Regions from separate parts of the Homo sapiens genome. Here all the other regions are linked to region 1. A link is a loop called in an ENCODE intact Hi-C map of the cell type or tissue named here. Cell type or tissue: B cell. All regions are shown on one strand. Region 1 overlaps TNS3 (tensin 3). Region 2 overlaps PKD1L1 (polycystin 1 like 1, transient receptor potential channel interacting). Region 3 has its middle 15 kb from the start of LINC02902.

Evidence for each region. A loop is a pair of places that touch in the nucleus more often than their neighbours do. Peaks named below come from ENCODE experiments on the same cell type or tissue, not always from the same donor. Only the 100,000 strongest peaks of a DNase experiment are listed, where the experiment ranks them.
Region 2: a loop joins it to region 1, with 2.4 times the contacts of the local background. A loop is called at or near these places in 2 of 110 quality-filtered maps.
Region 3: it touches region 1 in a loop (11-fold over the local background); 5 of 110 quality-filtered maps call a loop at or near these places.

What each region holds. Positions count from the first base shown.
Region 1 is chr7:47,477,930-47,485,929 of GRCh38, reverse strand. It overlaps TNS3 (tensin 3), which reads left to right. Exons shown (of 31, transcript NM_022748.12): 4 at 4,789-4,827. Among named protein-coding and RNA genes, the nearest start is that of SNORD151, 17 kb to the right of the region's middle. RefSeq lists enhancers at 3,392-3,939, 4,650-4,739, 4,512-5,193, 5,194-5,877. In B cell, no CTCF peak of the experiment used is centred here; DNase peaks (open chromatin) are centred at 1,909, 3,620, 4,569 and 5,619; H3K4me3 peaks cover 1,155 bases; H3K27ac peaks cover 1,451 bases.
Region 2 is chr7:47,932,601-47,940,600 of GRCh38, reverse strand. PKD1L1 (polycystin 1 like 1, transient receptor potential channel interacting) reads left to right here. Exons shown (of 57, transcript NM_138295.5): 3 at 284-408; 4 at 3,643-3,755. Among named protein-coding and RNA genes, the nearest start is that of PKD1L1, 12 kb to the left of the region's middle. RefSeq lists enhancers at 2,256-2,425, 2,876-2,955. In B cell, no CTCF peak of the experiment used is centred here; DNase peaks (open chromatin) are centred at 2,240 and 3,110; H3K4me3 peaks cover 505 bases.
Region 3 is chr7:47,666,056-47,674,055 of GRCh38, reverse strand. No RefSeq gene overlaps it. Among named protein-coding and RNA genes, the nearest start is that of LINC02902, 15 kb to the right of the region's middle. RefSeq lists an enhancer at 984-1,862. In B cell, no CTCF peak of the experiment used is centred here; DNase peaks (open chromatin) are centred at 1,615, 3,075, 3,845 and 4,375; H3K4me3 peaks cover 975 bases; H3K27ac peaks cover 4,146 bases.

The DNA.
Region 1 (8,000 bases):
CCACACACTCACATTCCCAAGGACACAGTCATGACTTGGTGGCAAGCACTTGTCCCTCTGCCCCTCTGTCCTGTGGACCTGCTGGCTTGGGGACAAGGTTATTGATGCCAGTGTACCCAGGCACCCACGTAGCCAGGTGTGGGGCAGGCACAGCAGTGTTTGTTTGTGGTTTCCTTGGGAACAGTAGATTAGGATCCCAGGATAGCTGAAAGAAGGCAATAAAGAGGCTCCCAAACAGGCTTCTCAGAGGGGCCCTCGCCTCCACCATGGGAGGGACGGATCCCGGGGATGCCACAGCCCATGGCTTTTGGCCCACAGCCCATGACCCACTGCCTTCTCTCCAGCCTTCTGTAGCTGCTAACGGGAGCTGCTCTGCCCCCTTCCTTGTCTCACTGTTGTCACCTCTTGTCACCCTAATCCCTGAGGGAGCTGCTCATTATGAGAGAGGGTGCAGCTCCTATCAGGAGAGGAGCCTGGAGCTGGGGCACCAGCTGGAGTCATCTCTGGGAGAGTTCCCGTGGCTGGCGCTGGCCCTCTCTGAGACGCAGCTTCTCATACACAGAGTGGGGGCTCGCTGGCCTTATTGTGAGGGCTACAGAGAAAGACCTACAGACAGGGCACTGTTTCGTGTTTATCCAGCTGATTCGAGTCCACACATTGGATGAGCCGTGGGCCTCCCCAGGAGTGTGCCTTGACACAGGGAACGCTGCCTGGTTCTTGTCTCATCCTTTCACGCCCCTGCAGCTCACTCAGCATCATGTTACAGAGCAGGCAAAGCACAAGGCCAGCGGGTGCCCATCTAGACTCCTGGCCATGCCACCGCACACATCCCAGCCATGCTGGCTGTGCACTGATGGGGCCAGGCGCAGCTCAGAGGCTTCTGGTTGGCGTCTGCAGGACGGTCTCAGGGGATGCAGTGCACCGGGACCCTCCCAGCCCTGCAGCGTTGGGTGGCTGCTCTCTCTGAATAAGTCAGACTGGCATGTTAAGAACATAAGTGCTAAAGAAGTGTTAGCTTCTTTGTGCCGAGGAAGGCCAAGCCCACCTGGAGTTGGCCCCGACCCACGGTGCTTCCCTCTGTCCAGTGAAAACAGTGAAAGAACCCCACAGTGCTGGGGAATGTGTGATCAGAGCTGGAGTTTGAGGTGAGGAGAGCAAGCAGGTGTGCCTTACTCCCTTACCTGGCTCCATCCACAGGAGATACCCTCCTGATGCATGGGAGGCAGGGCAGCCTGTAGATCAGTGGAGAGCTGTGTGCGCTCCAGCAGGGATGCAGCTCTGTGCACGGAAGCACTGTGCTTCTGCCTCTGCTAAGGCTGAAGAACAGCAAGTGACACTTGACTGTCCAGCAAATGCAGCTGATAGCACCGTCGCACAGTCCCCATAGGTTCCTTGGTGCTGAGCAGGCCGGTATGAGCATCCCCAGCCCGGCCGCCTCATCCTGTGGTTCTGTCTGTGGTCAGCTTACCTGCCTTAGTATAAGGGAGGAAAAGTGTGACGGAAATACAGTCTCTTTTCAGGGACTTCCTGTCCTGGAATCTGGTTTTAGCCACATTGAAAGAACAAGTGCCCTCTGTGTTCACTTGGTCATGGTTTTTGCTAAATGAGATGTTTGTACTTATAGAAATGATGAGTTTTCTCTTTATCAACAGGTGACTCTTTGCTTCTAGAATGTCCCTTTTTCTCTGGTTGGTGCTCCATGTGCATTTTTATTTGCAAATCCACTCCCACAAAAGGTCTTTCCTGAGACATTTTTGTCTGCATTTTGTAACAGCACATGTGCAAACAGACAGTAGGGCCTGTGACTGGTTCTCTTGGAAGAGAGGAGCAAGTTCAGTAGGATGCGAATGTGGAGGCTCAGGGCAAGGCTGCCTGCCATTTGCTCTGCAGAACCTGGGGGCTGCTCGCCCCCTACTGTTCCCCAGCTCACTTTCTTAAAAACGATTCATTTTATGCAGTTTCTATTACGTGAGCCGTAAGCTCTGTGGGGTTAGGGACCAGTCTGCTTCATTTCCAAGTGAAGTCCTGGCAGGAGAAGGCTGTCAGTGAAAATGTGCAGCACAAGTGATGGATGGAGTTCGACAAGATTGGGCGTGCCAACTTATCGCGCGAGCCGGTTAGCCATATAAGCCGTGGATGGTCTGGGGTGAGATGGGACTCGGGCAGTCCCGGCTTACAGAGCTCACCTCTCCTTTTCTGTAGGACACCCTGGGGCCAGGCCAGGTGGTGGGCCGTTATTGCACCCCATCTGGCCACAGAGGGATGTGGGAACACACAGACCTGGCTTCTGGACCAAATCCTTAAGTGGCTGCCGTCTTTAAAACTCAAGTTTCTGACATTGCACAAGGCTTTTCTTTTCATTGTCTCAACAAACGTGTGCTTCCAGAGAGTGAATTTAAAAAATGTATTATAGACTGTATTTTTAAGAGAGTTTTAGATTTATACAAAAATCAGACACTCAGGCCAGGTATGGTGGCTCACGCCTGTAATCCCAGTACTTTGGGAGGCCGAGGTGGGTGGATCATGAGGTCAGGAGATCGAGACTATCCTGGCTCACACAGTGAAACCCCATCTCTACTAAAAATACAAAAAATTAGCCAGGCGTGGTGGCGGGCGCCTGTAGTCCCAGCTACTCGAGAGGCTGAGGCAGGAGAATGGCGTGAACCCGGGAGGCGGAGCTTGCAGTGAGCCAAGATCGTGCCACTGCACTCTAGCCTGGGTGACAGAGTGAGACTCCGTCTCAAAAAAAAAAAAAAAATTGGACACACTCTTCTTCCTCTTCATATATAAACATTTTCCATTCCTGTGGTACATTTGTTACACTTGATTAGCCAATATTGATACAGTCTTAGTAACCAGAGCCCTCGGTTTACATTAGGATTCTCTCCTGGTGTTGTACATTCTGTGGGTTTAGACAAATGCAGAATGACGTGCGTCCATCCTTATAGTGTCAAGCAGAATAGCTTCATGGCCCTAAAGAGTCTCTGTGCTCTGCCTGTTCCTCTCTCCCTCCTAATCCCTGGCTTTCACTGACCTTTTCACTGTCCCATAGTTTTGCCTTTTCCAGAATGTCACAGAGTTGAAATCATACAGTATGTGGCCTTTTCAGAGTGGCTTCTTTCACTTAGTAATATGCATTTAAGTTTCCTCTTTGTGTTTTCCTGCCTTCATAGCTCATTTTTTTTTTCATCATGCTTGACATGCCATTGCAGGAATGCTGATAGTGAGTTTGAAAGGCAGGGGCCCTGATTCTTCGCACATTTCTTGCCTGCATGTCACATGTGGAGTGAGGCAACAAGATGCATGTGTGCACTGAGTAGATACCATGCTTGAGGGGAGATAAGTCACACCGCTCTGTTAACCATGGGGTCTCCTTGTCCGGCTGTTTCCGCCATCCTGTAAGGTTTTGTCTGTGACTCCTTCTGTTTCCAAAGCTGTTTTTGTTTTGTTTTGCTTTACATTTATTTGTTTACTTATTCTCTCATCCATTCATCAAACTTTAAAGGGGCCCTGAGAGAGGACCCCTGCCCCAGACATCCGTCTGAGTCAGAGCCATGGTGGAGTAATGATGTGTCCCAGACACAGGAACGGCCATGTGTCACATACTCCCTGAGGACTGGACTGCGTAAGATAAGCAAGAGGCTATAAATAGTTATCCTGGTAAAAGCCAAGATTACGCCGCCGCCCACTCCAAACCACAAGTACAATTAGTCAGATCTCTGAGATTCTCTACGATTCTCCTTCGGTTGCACATTTTCAGAAAACTCTTTGAGAAGGCAGGTGCCAGGGATCTGGAGGGGGCAGTGCCAGGAGAAAGCTAAGGAGTGAGGTCACTCACCAGGAACTGAATCCTGTTTGCTGGCGCCTGGCTCCTGAGCGGCCCCCCAGAGCAGCGCAATGCCTGCCTGGCTCCCTTAGCCCCTGCCCTGTGCCACTCTTCTGAGCTCCTCACGCGCCATCTCTTAATTCTCACCATGACCCTGCCCGGAAGGCACTATTGTTACCTGCAGTTTTCAGATGTGGAAACTGAGGCCCAGAGAGATTAAAGGCCAAGGTCCTGTGGCTAGTAAGTGGTGGAGATCCTGCCCAAGGTGGGGTCTTTGCCCTGCAGGACTGGTGGCTCCCTGTGCCTGTTACTAACTGCCTCTCCTGACTGTGTTTGAGCCACCTTGCCTCCGTTACTTTCTTTATCTTTCCCAGGGAGCTCTCGGTCTTCAGAGACTATGGTGGAGTCAAAGTCTCCTCTCCCCGTCTCTTGTGCGGAATGGAATAACCAGGTTGACATTGCCACATTCAGACTCTTCAGTTCTACTTGTAGAAATAGTTCTAGAAAAGATGGCCCCTTGTGTAGAGAATGCATGCCCCTGGGTGAGGATGGGAGGAGTGGGGTCTTGAAGACCACCAGGCAGAGCCTTCCACCTCCTTCTCTGGGCCCCGCTCCCAAGCTCCCCAAGCACGGACCGACTCAGAGGTTTCCATCCTTGAGGTCTACCAGTTCTTTGTGAAAGTGGGGGCTAAATTTTGTATCTATGAGTGATTTGCATTTTTCTGGAAGGGGAGGCCCCATGGTTTCCATGACATTAGCAAAAATGACAGGGACTTTCCAAAAGTGAACAAAACCCTGGACTCTCTTAACTCTAAATCTTGTCAGTCTTGATCTGCTACAGCTTTGTAGCCAGAGTGAGGTTAGAGACAGTTTCATTCAGTCTTTGGGAGCCTGGCTTGATTATTATGCTAATTTTTTCCTGGAGAATCCATTTGCTTATCTGTTTCTTCTCTCTTTGAAAGGTGGTGATTCCCTGCGGTGTGCAAGTCCGACTGGAACAGGTAAGCCCTTTGCATTTCTTTGGCTCCCTTGTTCCATCCAAGAAAGGACTAAGTCCTTTCTTGAAGCTGCTCCCTCTTTGGGGATCTTTTGGCTTCCTCTAGGATCCATGCCCTCCCTTTGACCTGTAGCTTGCATTCACAAGGCTCTATCTGAGGTCCTTTGACCATGCTGCACTGGCCATTTGCATGGTTTTTTAGAGAAGAGGATCCGCTGCGCCTTTGCGGGAGCTGCCTTTCTATCAGTAATAGTTACCTTCGGGGCGAATCTCCCTGGGCCGAGTTTCCTTGGCTATAAAGTGAAGACAGCACAAGTCTGTTGTCTTAGTGATAAAAACCTGGACAGTGAGGGTGCCTGGGTCGCCAGGTGGCTGTGGACAGTGTAGTGCAGTGGTTTGTAGACTGACATCCAGCTCTGACAAATACTGGGTGTGTGTGTGTGTGTTCAAATCAGATTGAAGGTAAACACAATAGCACTTTCTCTTTGGCTTGTGATTAGGCAAATTTAAATTGCTGTCTGCTTTTCAAATGCAGCTCCTTGGAAGGTCATGGTACCTCCTGGTGTTTTCTTTGCCTCCATCCTTTGGAGCTGAGTGAGTGAAGCTTTGTTTCTGAGGGCTTATTAGCAGCTTGCAGGATAATTGAAAGGCTCACTGTGCCAAGACAGTAGGATACAGGACCCTCTTCTCTCACTGCAAGTCAGAAGCGACTCCCTGGGAGGCAAATGGGAAGCTGCCTCTTGCTGCTGGGGAAGTGTGTGCAGGTCTGGGCCTCCCCGGTGGGGCAGGGAAACAGGTGCACCCTGTGGTTCCTCCTGGGCATCTGTCAGGTGTGTTGTTCCCTGTACTTCTCAAGTAGGGCAGGGCTTTCTGCTCTTGGCTCCCCCTAGCTTCGCCATACACAGAATCTGGGGTGTTCTGCCGGAGATTTGGCAGCCTTTCTGGATTGTGAGCCTGGTGGCCTCCAGACATGGAACTGGCTAACTGGCTCTGTCTTGTGGTGCAGTAGGACATCCTTCCCCAGGCTCGGCCAGCGGCGCCCGTGTGGCAGCTTCCCTGCTTTGATGAAGTCAAGATCAGATCCTGGCTCCAGTGGCTGGGCCTTGCCCTTGCCCCCTGCCCATCTGAGCCTTGGTTTCCTCCTTTACCCAGTGGGCGTGGGGGTGGCTCTCTAACCTCATCACTTGAGTGGCCAGGCCCTGCCCTCGCCCCCTGCCCACCTGAGCCTCGGTTTTCTCCTTTATGCAATGGCCATAGAGGTGCTCTCTAACCTAGCTGCGGATGAGAGAAGAGGGACTACAGGGTCAGGCCTGTCACAGAAGCCTGGCCACAGGCGGGGTGCCCTTATTATGCTCCTTTTAATGCTGGCATGTGGTGTGGTCTCTTTGGTTCTGGAAGAGCAAAGTATGCATTTGAGGTCATAGGAACGTTAAAAATAAAATCTCACCCAGAAACCTAAAATATTGACAAACTATGAGAAACATGTTGCAGCATCAAGAGCTGAGGCCGTCCGGGGCGGGCGCCTGCCTGGCTGTCCCTGCTGGCCTCAGCTGTGTCCCCAGGCCTGTGGTCCAGTCTCACTCCATTCCTCCTGTGGCACTCACCGCCGACGGGGGGGTGGGGGAGTAGGGGGCGTGGGGGGACTTGGGAGCCTGTGTTTGTAGTTGGTTTTGACAGGCTGCGGTTTGTGACTGATTTCCTCAGGCTTGTCATAGGCCCCGGGAGCCAGGGGCTGAGGCCCAGGTGGCCCCAGAGCTGTGTGCCTGTCCCGAGGCCCTGGCTGAAGCCTGTTTTCCTGGTGGCAGCTGAGGCTCTCCCACCTCGCAGACAGTCCCTTGCCATCAGATTTGTTGGTGAGCCCTGGACATCAGAGGCACCAGAGGGCTAAAGCTGTGTGCTGGCTCTAAAGATGCCGGTTGCAGGGCTGTCAGACAGGCCAGAGCCCAAAGGGCCCATCCTGGCTGCTTAGATGTTGTCATTGTTCCCTCTGGAGCCCAGGGTCCCAGAGAGGAGTCTTCAGTCTCCTGGAGCACAGCCCTCCCCCTGCGTCAGGACACGGCCTCCCTGTTAACCTTTTCACAGGTGTGGTTGCTAAGAGATCTCGCTCTTCTAGCCCAGCCTGGCTCCTGCCCACTCCCCTTGCTGCTGCTCTGTGTGTGTGTGTGTGTATTATGTGTGTAATTGTTGTGCGTACAAATACATACATGTATGTTATGCATGTAGTTGTTACATGTATATGGATAGACATGCATGTTATGCATGTAATTTTATTGGTACATGAACACATACATGCATGTTATACATGTAATTGTTATACGCACACAAATGAATATGTATGTTATACATGTGTCAACACATGAATACATACATGTGCCATACATATGAGAGTTATGTATGTGAATATATATGTATATTAGGTATGCAGTCTTTATATGTGAGTGTATATATGTTATGTAATTGTTTATATGAAGGTTTGTATGCATATATTATGTATATAAATGTTACACATGTGAATATATGTATCTTGTATGTAATTATTAATGTGTGTAGGTTTTTAATGTAGTTGTTATATATCTGAGGGTATATATATGTGGATAATGTAATTGTTACCTGTGTGTGAACATATGGATGTGTGTGTTTATTATGTATGTCAGTTTATGTGTATGTGAATGTGTGTGTGTGTGTGTGTGTGTGTATTTCCCTGAGATGAACATGCATGAGTCCACTCTGTACTAAGCTCTCTGTGGCCTTTTCAACTTGCCTTGACCAGCTGGCCCCCAGGTGTGGTCCCTGGACCTACAGCCTCAGCATTGCCTGGGGACCTATAGAAATGCACATTCTCAGGCCCCAGCCCAGACGTACTGAATTGCTGGGGCCCTGCGATCGGTGCTTTAACAAACCCTCTGGCAAGGCTGATCAGCTCAAGTGTGGGAATCCTGGCTGTGGGCTGGAACTGGGGCAGAGATCAGCCCGTGGGCGTGCAGTCAGGGGTGGCCTTGGCAAATGCCTGCCTTTCTGGGCTGCTCTCCCCGTGTGGTGGTGTGGGGTCATGAGAGGGCCTTTGATGCCAAGACACCCAGTTCCCTCACATCTTTATTTTGCATGGAGCTTTCTCCCCTAAACAGGGCAGTGCTGTCTTCCTCCTGGCATGGAGGAGTAAATGGAAGGATGGACGTG
Region 2 (8,000 bases), 450 kb before region 1:
TGTTTCTGGAACAGGCATTCATTATCAGCGTGGCTGGTGGTTGTGCGTTTCCTCATATTGCTTAGTGTGGGCTACACCTAAGACATTGTTTAAGCAAGGAAATAGAAAGAAAACACACACAGCAGGACACGGCAGCCCAAGGACACGCATCTTCATGATCAGCCCGTTGTTAGGCCCAGGTGGCTTTGACCTTATGTATAACTTAGGGCTTCTCCAGCTTTATGTTCTCACCTTCCCAGCACATTGCAGTCTTCAGAATGTTTGCTTTTTTTTTTTTCTCTAGAGGTCTATGCTAATCATGTGCTTCTTATGAGTGATGGGAAGTGTGGCTGTCCTTGGTGTGCTCTGAATGGAAAGGCAGAAGACCGGGAATCACAGAGCCCATCCTCATCAGCTTCCAGGCAGAAGGTATTCCTGGATCTGGGGAAATTAGGCTTTTCTTCCTGAATACAGTACATGTACAGTACAGCTAAAAAGCACCTCCATGTTTCATCAGGAATTCATCAGGGATTGTTTTCCTATCATGTGTGTTTGTGCCAATGAAGCAAGTGTGACTTATAAAGCCTTAATTCAGCTCCAGAGCATAGTTCCACATATAAGAAGTGCAGGCAGGGCTAGCCCAGCCCAGAGGAGTAGGGGATAGCCCTCAGATGGGGAGTGAGGGGTAGCCCTCAGGTGGGGAGTGGGGGCTGCCCTGCAGGTGGGGAGTAGGGGCTGCCTCCCAGGTGGGAAGTAGGAGGGTAGCCCTCAGGTGGGGAGTGGGGGCTGCCCCTCAAGCGGGGAGTGGGGGCTATCCCCGGGGTGGGGAGTGGGTGCTGTCCCCCAGGTGGGGAGTGGGAGCTGCCCCGAGATGGCTCCAGCACAGACAAGGCTTCCAGCAGCCAAAGCACTGAAACCCTGCTTAACTTGCGCAGTGTGGGGAGCTCGTTGAAGACCCCTATTAATTAAGACTGGGCTACCTGGATGTTTGTGAATTCCCTTGCATCTGTTTATCAGAGTAGCTAACAGGGCTTGGGTCTGAAGGCCTGGGCAATGCCCTGGAGATGGAGGAGAAGCGTGAGAGGAGTGACTCTCACATCTGTGGGTGGGGTCCGAGAGAAGAGTGAAAACTTCTGAGTGAGACATGCTTTTCACCCAGAATAAGCATTGGTTCCAAAGGGACATGCACAGACAGCCCAGAGTTGTGCGTTTCTAGTTCAAATTTAAAGAAGCCAGTTCTCTTTGAAGCTCCCAGAACCTCTGCTGTCCTTGGCAAAGACTCTCCTGCAGTTCATTTTTCAGTATTCCTCATGCAGAGCAGCGTTATTAAACCACCCCCTCCGTAGCACATCCATCTGAGTTTATATTGAAATGAATTTGATCTCAACCCACAGTGTTTGTGTTTGGGAGCTTTTCTCTGCTCTGCCATCACTTTTGTCAGCGAAAGTTCAAGGAGGCATTTTTAGGTTCCCAAGGAAGGATATTTAGTAAGATGAGCGTCTGATGGTTCTGAGAACAGGAGGTTGGGGAGAGGTGTTTTAGAGGGGAGGTGATATTACCTGCGTTTCTCACATTACACAATGTAAATAGCCACATACAGTGACTTCCTTAGGCTTTTAGTGCCCTCACCTCCAAACACAAGGGGGCAAACAGACCTCATGCTTCTTGAACACTTGGTGCAGATCTGCTATGCAGAATCACCTAGGGAGCTTAAAAGTCAAAGAAACCAAACAAAACCATGCACAAGCCCTGCCTCTGAAGATTCTAACAGACATGCTGTGGCGTGGCTCAGGGTGATGGTGCTTCAACCCCACCCCACCCAGGTGACTCCAAGGTTCAGCCACCTGGGACCTCAGCTTTGGGCATAGATCGATGCCTTTAGGATTTGACCATCATGTCCCAAAGGGCTTGGTCCTGGTGAAATGTGCAATCAGGGGGCTCTCTGGTTTTGGTTGACTGGGAGACCCATTTCCAAGCTGCATTCTGGCCGCTCTGCTCTCTACAGCCCCAGTGGGCTCAGGCGAAGGTCACACAGGGCCATACACCAGCTCCTGGACGTGCTGGGCAGTTTGCTGATTGGGCATAGTTATAGGATAGTGTCTTGCAAAGCCCTGTGTCTCCCATGCTGCTCACTAGCACCATGCCTTTTAGGGGTTGTAGGTACATGCAGCTGTCTCAGCCCCTGGGTTTCACATCCTCAGGAAACTGCCAGGATCTACCCAGGTCCTGCTCTGGGAGGCCACAGAGGGGTTCCCTGTTCTCGTCACAGAAGAGGGGCAGGTGCCAGGCGTATGCACTCAGGCACGAGCTGGCATCTTTCAGCTCCCACTCTGGCCTTCTTGACACCTTCCTGTGTTGTTCTCCTGAAAGATGAAGCACCTGATGTCCTGTAGTTACAAATCTGTAAAAGGCCCACAGCACAGGGAGCGCACATCCCAGGGAGGGGCTGGGCCGTTGGTTAACCTATACTAACTTCTTAACTGGCTGGAACTACTTCTGGTAACAGCTCTCTCAAGAGCCAGAGTGAGGCCCTGGGCCCTCAGTCTGAGGGATGGTGGCTGCTTTTTGTAATCATGTCCACAGTGGGGCGTTGTCTCTGGACAGGCGTCCTGTGTAGGAAACAAGGTGGCCAGCTTCCCGTAGGCCAAAAGTGTCCCCCCTCCTCCTGTGCCGTGGGCACCTCCCTGCTTTCCTGGTGCCACCAGGATTGAGATTTTGTCACAAGGAGAGCTGCACAGGTCAATGCAAGGTCAACAGAGGCCTCATGACCAAGATGGGCTCCCAGCACCCCTCACCTGCCCTCCAATGCCCCCACCCCACCTAAGCTCTCAGTGTGCACAGGCCGAGCAAGCCCAGTGGCATTGTCTCTGAGTTCTCTCTTGGGCTCCATCTCACTTCCAGTCCAGCAGCCAGCCCGGCCACCCCATAGCCTCAGAGGTGTTCACCCTCTGCCTTCACTCCACAATCAAGACCTGCCATCCTCATAGCCCTCTGAGTGGATCCCCTGCTGCCACTCCTGCCTGCCAGGCTCTCTTCAGTACCGCAACCACACTGTTGCTTCTGTGCATTGGAGCGTGCCACTCTTGTGCTCAGAACCCTCCATCTCATTCAGAATGAAACTCCACTTCCTGAGTCTGACCCCACTTGGCCTCCCGTAACTCTGAGGTCACCTCCTGTGCTCTCTTGGTTCCCACTTGTGGCTGCAGCCCCACGAGACTTCTGCTGCTCCTGCAGTGAAGCAGGTGTGCCTCCACCTTCGGCATAGCTCTGCATTCCTCCTCTTCCAGCTCTGCTTAGATGTCGTCACACACAGCGGCCTTCTCTGACCCTGTGTATAAAAAAGCACCGCGCCCCCCCCCCCCACCCCCACCCCGTCCCGACCCCGCACGAATCCCTCCTGCAGCTCTATTCTTCCGCAGCACGACCCCCAGCAGATGCTGTTATGGCTACATGTTTGCTTTCTGGCTTCCTCTGGCAGAACAGGAGCCCTGGGAGGATGAAGCTGTCTGCTTTCCTCGCTGTTGCTTCTCTGGTGCCCAGCACAGTGCTGGGCGCACAGCAGGGGTCCACTGCTATTTTGTTAATGAAGTAATATTACTTTCCCAAATGTACTGGGTTTTCATAAGCAGCTCTCTCACATTATTTTATTATTTTTTCTTACAGAACATTTGGAAAACAACTAGTGAAGCAGCGTTAAGTGTTGTTAATGAAAAAACACAGGCTGTTGTTAATGAAAAAACACAGGCGCCTCTGGATTGTGATAACAGTGCTGATAGGTATGTCAATGTACCATGGCGAAATATTGCTTTTCTGAACATGCAAATGACATGGAACTTACAAAGAATTGCTCAGATGTGAAAGTCGATGCTTGTTCCTACATGGCCCGAGGGTGGGTTAGCAAATGCAGCTCTTAAATTGATGGAAAAAAGAATGGTGTTCTGAAGTTAATTTGCAGGAGTAGAACAGGTAGTATGACAAACCCCCGAATGCTGGGAGCCGTAGAAGGTGATGTCATACAAGAATCATCATCATCTCTATTTTGAAATCTGGGAAGGAATATGGTGAGCCTTCTGGGTACAAGCACTCAACATGATGGTAATTGGTTATTTCATGGTGCATAACATACAGACTTTAAAACAGCATTCGATGAACCTTGAAGACATTATGCTTTGTGAGATAAGCCAGTCACAAAAAGACACATCCTTTATAATTCTACTTATGCGAGGTCCCTAGAGTAGTCACATTCATAGACACTGAAAGGAGAGTGGGGTGGTTGCCAGGGGCTGTGGGGAGGAGGAACGGAGGGTTGTGTAATGGGCACAGAGCTTCAGTTTTGTAGGATGGGTAAGTCCTAAAAATGTACTGCACAACCATATACATGTGCATACACTTAACACCACTGAACTGTGCCTTCAAATGGTTCAGATGGTAAATGTTATGTTATTGTTTTACCACAATTTAAAAAAACACAATAGCACCAGGCAATACAAAATTTAAAGTAGACATAATTTTAAAAAATAGTTGGCCTTCTCTAATGTCACCCTGTACCTGAAATTGATGGTTTTACTCCTTCTAATGGAAATTAAACATTTAAGCATATAAAGAACAAATGTAACTTTTCTTTCTTAAAGGAAAAACATGGGTAAATGTAGATGTTTGTTTTCCTCGTTATTATTCAGTTCCACTGTTTTCACCGATGCGACTTTTCCTTTCATGTTATTGTTCAAAGGCAGTGACTGGTAGTGGCCCATCAATGTTGCCAAGAACAGCTAAACTGATCACAGTTCTTTCTGATATACCTCCAATCCACCTGATCTTTACTCTTGATTTGCTGCTATAATATTGCTCCTTTTATTTATTTGTAAAATCCTCAAACCTGACAGGACAGGGGGCAGGGCAGAGCATGTGGCTGGCACCATGCCCTGGGAGACCACGGGCCAAGTCCAACCTGTGCCAATGGACGCACATGATTCAGCCCCTAGGTGGAAATTTAGGAAAAGAAGAATCCGTGACAGCCACCTGTGAGGGCAGGCCACGCTGCACACCTGACTGTGTTCCCCCCCATTGCAGTCTCCGAGTCTTTGCTGACAGCAGTATTGGGGAGAATTGGACCCTTCAGATGGTTTGTGACCCAGACACTTGGATGCGTGGGCCCAGGTCTGTTGTTTTTCGGACTCCATTTTGCTAACAATATGCCTACCTTTTATGGCCGGATTTGTCTGTCTGTCCCCCGGAAATCTGATCGCTGAGGCCCTGTGTAGCATCCATTTCAGGGCAGAGCATCTCTGTGTGAAATTCTTACTTCTTTTGGATTCTACTGGGTAGATTGGCACATCCCCTGGAGCCCCAGTTAAGAAAACTCATTCTTTGCTGCTTGAGCAGAACAATTTTCTCCAATGCTAGGGTCAACCAATGAAGAATTTCGCAGCTTATTTTTGAGAAATTATTTCAAGACTTAGCTAAGGTGTAAGTAACTGTTCAATTAGCAAGAAATCTTCAAGTGGAATCAGCACTCCCTGGGTGCCGCCACGGGAATGTCATTCTTGTCTCTCTGCTGAGGCCTGGCAATGCAGGCAGGGCCTGTGAATACACACGAGAAACAAGAGCAGAGTGGGGTCTCCCTCTGCGGGAGCTCATTGACTCCACCTCCCACCTCCTGCTTAGCTGCCACAGTCTGTCTTGGGCCCTCACTGGTTACAAATCCGAAGTGCTTGGGTGAGCAAACCTCTGGCCTGTGTGCTTGGTTAGAAGGAAAGGGTCTTCCTTCCTAGCAACAGAAGACCTTCTTAGCTGTGAGCAGAGTTAAGCCTGGTGGGGGTACTCTTGTGTCTGTCTCCTGAGGCCTGAGCGCAATCCCCCCACCCCCAAGCCAGTCCCTGTTCTGAGGCCCTTTACTTTTGTGATTGAATCACAATCAATAAAAGCCTGACATTGTGGAAAGACACAAACATGCACGGACTTTAATCTGGACAGACACGGGTGCCCTTTTCTTTTTCCCCAGGACTCAGCTAAGACATGCAGGTTTGTTGTTGTTGTTTTCCTAAAGAAAATCACTACATTAAGAACTAAAGGGATATAAAAGGAAAAATAGGAAGCAAGTGACTAGGATGATGAATGGACTAAAAATATGTCACATTAGGAACAGCTGAAGTGACTTCAGATGTCCCTCTGGGAGGACAGAAGATCCGGGTTGACATGCCGTTGGAAGTACCTGGAAGTGGGCTTCATCTGACAGAGTGGACAGCATGTGAACCCCTGCACCACAAGCCCCAGAGCCGAAGTGTCATGAGTAGTGCAAGGTTAGAGATAACTAGGTCCACGCATGTTTGTGTTTTTCCACAGTGTCAGGCTTTTATTGATTGTGATTCAATCACAAAAGCCATGAGCTACATGGAGCTCCTAAGGAGGCAATTTTCCGTAGTATTTCCCATTACTTTGCAGCCAGAGCTGCGGGCACACAGGCTGATGCCACTCCATAAGTCAGTCAGTATTGCAAACCATACATAATAGTATACCTAACCTATAAATGGTGTAAGGTAAACATTCCACAGCAAACAAAGTAACATTTAACATCAAGAAGAAAAAGAGATAGGAGAAAGGGTTAATGAACCAGTCCAGGGGAAGCCAAGAAGACAAAAGGAGTCCCAGTCTGGACCGAAGGATTCATCAGTCTTACAAGAAAATCTTGAAGGTAGCAGAGCTTCTGGCGGCAGATGTCAAGCTCTCATCACGAGTGACTGCAATAAAGTGGCAGTTAAGACGGCCATTTGGAGCTGTTCAGGCCTAATCTTGTATGGTCACAGGGCCCTCTGGTGAGAACCAATAGTGGAAGAGTGTGCGCGTGTCCTTATCTGGTTGGATGCAGCCTTTATTTATTTATTTATTTATTCAACAAAATATCTTCTCCTTGTTGGCAGAGTGCTCTATGAAAAGAAATGGAGGCTTTTTCTAAGATGGAGTTAGTTATGTCATGGGTACACCATACACGAAGGCTGATCATGGTGAAGAGAGGGTTGGGGACAAACAGGGCGGCCCAGGCAGTGGCATGGTGGTCACTGTGAACATCCCAGGGCCAGGACGTTGCGTTGGATTTGAGGTTAAGTGCAGTCCACATTGTTGACCTAAAGAAAGAAACCGAGGCAAAGTTAATAAACAGGGAGTTTATTTGGGCCAAGGTTGAGCACCGCAGAATGGGGAAGTGCACACTGCACACTGGGAAGTGCTTTGGAAAACAAATGAGAGGCTCAAGTTTTAAAGAAAAAATGACGACTCAGGAAGGGGGCAATTACAGAAGTTGTTCCTCAGGAATTCTCGTTGGTTTACAGAAATAACATTGGTCAGTGATTGGCTATACATTGTTGAACTATAAGGTGAATGGCATTTTTTGGCTACTTGGCGTCAGTCAGTTTAGAACCCACATAGCAAGTGGCTTCAAGAGGTCATTGTTTAGCTCAAGTGGAGTGAGACACGACTGCTGTCATATTTTAATGCATCTCTGGGCCTGATCATTTAAAGGGACTCGCATTCCTCAGATAAAATGTTTCTTTTTCTTTCTCATCATCTAATAGTTTACTCTGCACCGGGGCAGGTCTATTCTCTGAGCTCCATGCTAACAGACACGGACAGTGAGCCTCAGCTGAGGCACTAGAATGATGACTCTTGTATAGGTGGGGACTGAGCTCCAGAGCCTCTGACCCTGGGCCTGTGTCCTCCAACGTGCCTCCACCACCTCTTCTGCAGAGCAGAGCAAGCCCAGAGCCAGTTGGCTGCAGGCATTGGAAATACTTGTCTTGGATTTTTCTCATGCATGATTATAATGCTGGCCTGGCCTTGCCACAGCCTGAGACAGAGACACTCACCTCATTGGAGCCATGTGGGAGGAGGGAGGCTGAGAGTAAGGCTGGTCTTGCCAGAGGTGGGGCCTGGAGCCGCCGCCGAGAAAGGAACCTGCTGTGCCTCACCCACTCCTGCAGGGCTCGCTGGGGCTCATCAGCAGGGTGAGGTGGTGATAACAGCTGAAA
Region 3 (8,000 bases), 190 kb before region 1:
GTCGCCCAGGCTGGAGTGCAGTGGCGCAGTCTCGGCTTACTGCAACCTCCACCTCCCAGGTTCAAGCGATTCTCCTGCCTCAGCCTCCCAAGTAGCTGGGATTACAGGTGTGTGCCACCATGTCAGGCTAATTTTTTGTATTTTTAGTAGAGACGTGGTTTCACCATGTTAGCCAGGATGGTCTCGATCTCCTGACCTTGTGATCCACCTGCCTTGGCCTCCCAAAGTACTGGGATTACAGGTGTAAGCCACTGCACCTGGCCCGGGTTGCTCCATTTTTCATCCTTCCACACTCTCCGGGCCCCTCCTCAGACCAGGCCCTAAGACTGCAGGAGCCAGCGTGTGCAGGCCCCCATAAAATCAGAGGCTACTTCTGCAGCAATCCACTGAAAACGGAGTGAACAGACTGCATAAACCAGTGTTCATTCACAGGCTCTTAAGGCACTAAATGTAAATTAGATAAATGGTGCAATGCCTAATTTCATTCCTACCGTGCTTTTTCTTAGGTTAATTTGGTGGGGTAGAAACGCACCTGTATCTACAGCCTTTGTCCATCACCCACCTGTTCCTGTTGGAGGGGAGTGATGGATGGCCGATGAGATGAGGTTCCTTTTATTCCATATGGCCACACATTATCCCCTTCAAGCCTACCCTTTGCAATGACCATTCAATCTGTCTTTCTAGCTGGGGACTCAGGCCACCAGGTCCCTTTGGTTTCTCCTGGGCCTTTGTAAGATGCCCCTTTGATGTGTTCTTTCTCGTTTGTTTAAACACCACCATGGGATTCTTGCAGGCTGCAATCCAGAGACCAACTGGGTGGCCTTGCTTTTTTATGCAGAAGTGTTGAGAAAGACCTGTCAAACCCTGGGGATAATTAGCCTTTATTGCTTCTCATTAAGACACAGATTGTCACTCAGCACAGATGTGACCCATGGGGCTGAGGCGGCTGCTTCTATGGCCTCCTGCCTTTCTCAGTTACCTGATTGGGAGAAAACTTTGATTTCCATCTTCACATTCCTTAGGTGAAACGTCACCATTGTTTCCCCACATGATGAGTGTATATTTTCTTCAAGGAACATAGTCAGAACCTAAATGTTATATGATGTGGTCTGGCTGTGTGAGAACAAACAACTAATCAATTGGGAGGAAAAAGTAAAATAGCAATTATAGGTTAATGAAACTTCTACTCTCAGACTGATCGATACTGACTTTTCTTTTTAATTTTTGTATCTGGAGATAATTGTAGATCCCCAGGAACTTGCAAAGATAGCAGAGAGAACGCCCATACACGCCTCACCCAGTTCCCCCAATCTTTCATAACTATAGCACAATGTCAAAGCCAGAAAATGGGCGCTGCTTCAGTGTGTGGGTGTAGTTCTATGTCATCTTATCACACGTGAAGATTTGTGTTACCATTGCAATCCAGGCACAGAAGTGTCCCACTGCCACATAGCTCTCCCTCCTGCTACCTCTTTAGAGGTATAACCCTCTCCTCCCTCACAGCCCTAACCCCTAGCAACCACCACTCATTTGTTTTCCAAATATCACTGTGAGAGGCAAGGAAAAGGAACTCTCAGTGTGGCCAAAAGGCATGAAGAGGCATCTCACCAAAGAGGACATACAGGTGCCAAATAAGCAAATGAAAAGGCATCAGTGGGGCCTTTAAGGAAGTGGAAGATCAGATCACATGAGATATTGCTGCTCACCTATCTTCATGGCTAACATGAAAAACAGGACCCACACCACACGCGGGTGAGGCTGCGGAGACACTGGCTCCCTCAAACATTGCTAGAACGTGGTGCAGCCCCTCTGGGATTTTCTTTTTACCAACATGAATCTTTTTAGCTTTCATTCAATTACACAAAGCTCCCCAAATAGTAGGTCATTCAGCCTTGCCTATAACCAGAGCTTTTGTAGACTTGAGAACACTAACAAAAAAAATTCCCATACCATCCAGGCCAGTCTTGCTCTAACAGTGTGGTTTGATGAATCTGGGTCAGGCCTGGGCACTGAGCTCACCACCGACACTGCGGGGGACTCTAAAGCACAGCCAGGCCGGGCGCGGTGGCTCACGCCTGTAATCCCAGCACTTTGGGAGGCCGAGATGGGTGGATCACTTGAGGTCAGGAGTTCAAAACCAGCCTGGCCAACAAGGTGAAACCCCGACTCTACTAAAAATAGAAAAAAAATTAGCCAGGCATGGTGATGGGGGCCTGTAATCCCAGCTACTTGGGAGGCTGAGGCAGGAGAATTGCTTGAACCTGGGAAGCGGAGGTTGCAGTGAGCAGAGACGGCACCACTGCACTCCAGCTTGGGAGACTCCGTCTCAAAAAAATAAATAAATAAATAAATAAATAAATAAATAAAAATAAAGCGCAGCCAGAACTGGGATCCATAGATCTCAGCAGCTGAGCTTGATGCACACCCCGAGGGACCAAGTGCTGTCCCTTCGTTCTCTCCCCGACCCCCAGGCTGTGTGCTCCCTGGACTCTGTGCCCAGCCCCGGGGGGTTAGGCGGGTTCCCAAATGCCATGGCTCAACCTTCCACGTATGCCTATGTGTTCTGATGCTTAGAAGGCCCTGGCCTCCAATCTGGCAGACTCCGGCCTATCTACCCCTTCGGAGCCCCCCCAGAGCCCTCCCCTCACTCCACCGCCGTGCATGCCGTTTTGAATTCTAGTTGCCTATGGAAACCTCTCTTCTGCACTAGACCCTAAAGGGCAGGGTCCACATCTGACTCCTCCCGTGCCCCCAACCTCTGGTACACAGAAGATGCTCAATAATGTCTGTAAGCTAAGCCCTTAGTAAGCCTGGTGAGGAGAGTGTTCATGTAAGCCCCATTTTGTAGAAGAGAGGACACGTAGATGGGTGAAGCCTGGGTTCCTGAGGAAGACGTTGGATTTTCCTCATTCCTAGGCAATGCATGCCTGTTGTGGAAAACTCAAAAAATATACTCAAGGAAGTTAAAAAATGTAAGCCCTACACAATCCCACCATCACCGCCAATGGGCTGCTGTTGTAACTTTCCAGATGCTGTGCTGTGACAGCCTTGAATTTGCATATTGCTAAAAGGAAGTGTCAAGTTTAGGCTAAGAAACAAATGAATGTCAAAAGTGGAAGCACAGAGCTTGAAGTTCAAGGTCAGCAGAGTCTCGCTGCAGGTGTCATCTGTGGGGAGCGAAGGCGTCTGGACCCAGCTGTGAATCCTGCTCAGTGCCCGCCTGGGCTGTACCTGCTTTGCAAACTGGCGCTCTCATATGCATGTTAACAAGCACACTGGGGCCCTCCCTGTTTTTACATATTTGTTTTTTTGTTTGTTTTGTTTTTTGGTTTTTTTTTTTTTTTTTTTTGAGGTAGAGTCTCACTCTGTCACCCAAGGTGGAGTGCAGTAGCGCGATCTCAGCTCACTGCAACCTCCACCTCCTGGGTTTAAGCATTTTCCCCTGCCTTGTGCCTCCCGAGTAGCTGGGATTACAGGCATGAACCACCACACCTGGCTAATTTTTTTGTATTTTTAGTAGGGACGGGGTTTCACCATGTTGGCCAGGCTGGTCTCAAACTCCTGACCTCAGGCAATCCACCTGCCTCGGCCTCCCAAAGTGCTGGGATTACAGGTGTGAGCCACCACACCCAGTCTTGTTTTTACATATTAAAAATACCCAATCTGGGCCTGGCCTGGTGTAAAAAAAAAAAAAAAAAAAAAAAAAGGATCTTTCCTGAGAACTTGTATTACTTCAGTATCACCCAGTCTCTGCCCACAGCCTCAGGGGAGAAGCTTTGAGCACAGGTTTTACAGAGCGTGAGAGACCCTTGGGCCTGGGAGAGCCTTGGGAAAGGAACATAAACTTGAAGGGAAAAAAGCAAGGCTCAGAAGTCAACACAAAGTGTGATAGCATTTCTAGAAAGTCCCACATAAGCCTGACTAAGCAATTTATTGTTTGGGGATACACGCATGTTACAACTTTTTTTTTTTTTTGAGAAAAGATCTCACTTTGTTGCCCAGGCTGGAGTACAGTGGCGAGATCATGGCTCACTGTAATCGCAACCTCCCGGACTTGAGCCGTCCTCCCACCTCAGCTTCCCCAGTAGCTGAGACCACAGGCATGCACCACCGTGGCCGGCTAATTGTTTTATTTTTATCTTTTAGTAGAGACAGGGTCTCTCTATGTTGCCCAGGCTGGTCTCAAACTCCTGGGCTCAAGCAGTCCTCCCTCGTTGGCCTTTCAAAGTGCTGAGATGACAGGTGTGAGCCACCGAGCCCGGCCAACAAGTTTTTTTAAGTGAAGGAAAACGAAAAACAAATTTCAGATTGGGGAACAGCTAGAGGCAGCCACAGGAACAACTTGCAGTGGGTGTTGGGCAGCAGGCTGAGTCACTCCCTGGCTCCACTGGGCTGTGTCATGTGCACACGCTTCATGTATGCCTTAAGTGACGTTCAAAAGAACACAATGCCACATGAAGCCTAACTCAGCAAGCCCTTTCTGTAAGAGGAGAAATAACTACCCCTGCTCTTGCCCACTTTCTTTCAACAGGGGCCAGCATCACCTGCTCCCCTCCCCCATCTCTATGTTCCATCTCTGGCAGCCTCTGCACAAAGGTGTCCTCCAGGAGGCCAGGTGGGCACCAAGGTTCTTGAAAAGAAAGGAAAGGGAAGCGCAGTGTTCCACAGCTGGTTCCCAAGAAAACAGCAAAACAACTGCGCACTCATTCTGAAGGACGGCAGACAAGACGGTTCCTCAACACATGAACTGGTTTTTCTTGATGAGTGATGGGTTTTTGACCCATTCCTGCTGCCCCTTCTGGGAAAACTGGGCAGCCCCAGGCTGTGTCAATGTCACCAGCTGAATTGTGTTACCCAAAATTCCAAGACTGAAGTCCTAACCAGAATCTCAGGATGTGACCTTCTTTGGAGATAGGGCCTTTACCAGGAAATTAAGGTAAAATGAGGCATTACGGTGGGCCTTAATCCAATGACTGGTGTCCTTATAACAAGAGGAGATTGGGACACAGGCTTACACACACATCCTTAGGGAAGAGGGAGGAGACAGCTATCTACCATCCGAGGAGAGATGCCTCAGGAGAAACCAAACCTGCCAACACCTTAGTCTCTGCCTTGCTGCCTCCAGGACTGCGAGGAAATTCATTTCTGAGGGTTCAGCCACCCAGCCTGCAGCACCTGCTATGACATCCTCGGAAAATGAAGACTGTGTGCCCTTTTTTCTACCTCCTGTGGTTCGAGGGCAGACCCAAGCCCGGGATAAAGCACGCTAGGTTTGGAATTCACTCCCACACTCCTTAAGATAGTTCCTACATAACCTTTGCTGAATTCCTCTAGCTTTCCATGCCTCTGTTTTCTCACTGGTAAAGTTGGGATCCTACGGCCTTCATCATGAAAGCTGTTAAGAAGATTGAGTTCATGTGAAGTTTAGAACAATGCCTGATACAGAGAAGCACTCAATAATGATGTTGGCTCCTACTACTATTTTTATTAGGAGACTTTTATTCATTAAGCAAGTATTTATTGAGCATCTGCTATGCCCTAGGGACAAACAGACCTAGATGACACTCATCTGGTTTAGTTGAATGGACCTAGCTGCAGGTACTACTTGGCCTGGAGGGGATCCGTCGGTATCCTCTTGGCTCCAGGAGCATCTCCTATTGCTGCACCCCAAGGGCCTGAATTGTTGCTGGTGTACATTAGGCACTCAACAACTGCACAGTGAAACAAAGCCAGAAGGCTGACCCCCATTGGCTCAGTCCAGCCCTTTCCTTGCTACTGCTCAGATAGAGCTTGGAGCCTCCCTCTTGCGCAGCTGGGCAAGGCCAGGGCAGCTCTCACTTTTCGGCAAACCCTGCCCCTTCCTCGGTCCCCAGGTTCAGTGGTCCCTGGAGCCCACTCCCTGATGTCCTCTTCCTCACACAAAGATCCTGAAAGGCAACCTTAATTCCCACAGCCTACTCCTGGCCTTTGCTACATTCATTCATCCATTTGACTCACTCTTTTTTTTTTTTTTTTTTTTTTTTTTGAGCTGGAGTCTCGCACTGTCGCCCAGGCTGGAGTGCAGTGGTGCAATCTCAGCTCACTGCAACCTCTGCCTCCCGGGTTCAAGTGATTCTCCTGCCTCAGCCTCCCGAGTAGCTGGGATTATAGGCGCCTGCCACCACACCCAGCTAACATTTTGTATTTTTGGTAGGGATGGGGTTTCACCATGCTGGCCAGGCTGGTCTCGAACTCCTGACCTCGTGATTCGCCCACCTCGGCCTCCCAAAGTGCTGAGATTACAGGCATGAGCCACTGCGCCTGGCCAACTCACCTTTTCTTTATGGAGAAAATGGGCTCTGTGTTTCGGCTGAGGGTCGGCTACATGCCTGCATGAACCAAGAGAGCGAGGCTACACGCACAGCAGCTCTGCAGACTCCAGGGCTGAATGCTCCTGAGGGCAGCACAAAGCCCTGTGGGAGCAGCAAAGGGGAGGGTCTGCCTCACACTCAGGTATTAGGAAGATCTGTGCCCCTTCTCCCTAAGGTAAAGTTTGACTTGGGCCTTAAAGAGGGTATCTGAGTTTGACAATGGAGAAGGACTCAAGACCAGGGGTCCTACAGGGCCTGTGTACCTCCAACAGGGAAGGCTGATCCCAGCTTTAACTCGGTTACCTCATCCTGCCACCATAATGCTGCAACCTCCTTGAGTGAGACTTCTTTTTTTTTTTGGACAGAGTCTCACTCTGTCACCCAGGCTGGAGTAGCTGGGACTAGAGGTATGCACCACTATGCCCAGCTAATTTTTTTGTATTTTTCGTAGAGACAGGGTTTCGCCATGTTGAACAGGCTGGTCTCGAACTTCTGACCTCAAGTGACCCACCCTCCTTGGCCTCCCAAAGTGCTGGGATTACAGGCATGAGCCACCATACCCGGCCGAGTGAGACTTCTTGCGTGGTACATGTTAGGGCCCCTGCAGGACAGAGCCAGCAGGTCGGCTTTATAGGACCAGTACATGCTGCTGAGGTCCTACTCACTAGGAAGTGTCACGGCCCTCAGCCTTAGGCCCCAGTACTCATCAAAAAGGGACTCATGGGTGAGAATGACCAACATGGCTTGTGTCCTTGTAGGCCAGTCAGGGAAAGCCTGTGCTGTAAGGCTGAGATCAATGTCCCACCTTCAGCCAAGGGCCAAGGCCCCCGGGTCTCCACATAGGGAAACCAGAAGAACTGGTCCCTTGGGCTCCTTGGAGTTACCAATCCAGAGGACTGCAGCAGGACTAGGTCCGCCTTTGCAGTTAACCATGTTTGATTACAGCACTTTAGAGTCCATAACTGCACTGTCTGAATAATCATCACAGCCGCTGCCATGAACTGAACTCTTACTATTCCAGGAATGGCTCATATTTTTCACAGACTTTTAACAGTATGATTCTTGAAGGTTTAGGTCATTCTGAAAGTTGATATGCCAATGACAAAAAAAAAATAGCAAGAAAAGAAAAACAACATTTTTTTTTATCATGAACCTACCTTCATTGTATCTGAATATACGTACCGTGCAAGAAGGCTCACTCGGCCTGGCGCGGTGGCTTATGCCTGCAATCCCAGCACTTTGGGAGGCTAAGGCAGGTGGATGTCATGTAGGAGCTGGTTGAAAACTGAATTCCCTTAAAGTACATGTGATGTTTGAGACATTCTGCTGGAATGTAGAATTGACATTCGGGCTGAGGCAGCATTTCCATAGTTCCTCCTGGCCCCGGTCAGTTATGCACAGATGGTACAAAGGGTTCATTCAGCAGGAGAACCTGAGGCCTAGCAGCCTGTCCAAACCCTGCAGCAGGTAAGGGGGGTTCTGTTCTCGTTTTCTTCTGCTGCCAATCCAGCACTTTATATTCTAAAGAAGAATGCAAATTTCCAAGAAAAGCCAGAGAATCAATTAACTAAAGTATCGTATTTTCCTTTGTAAGTGATTTTGAATCCTGTCTGGAACAAAGTGGGCACACATATATACATGCATGCATAA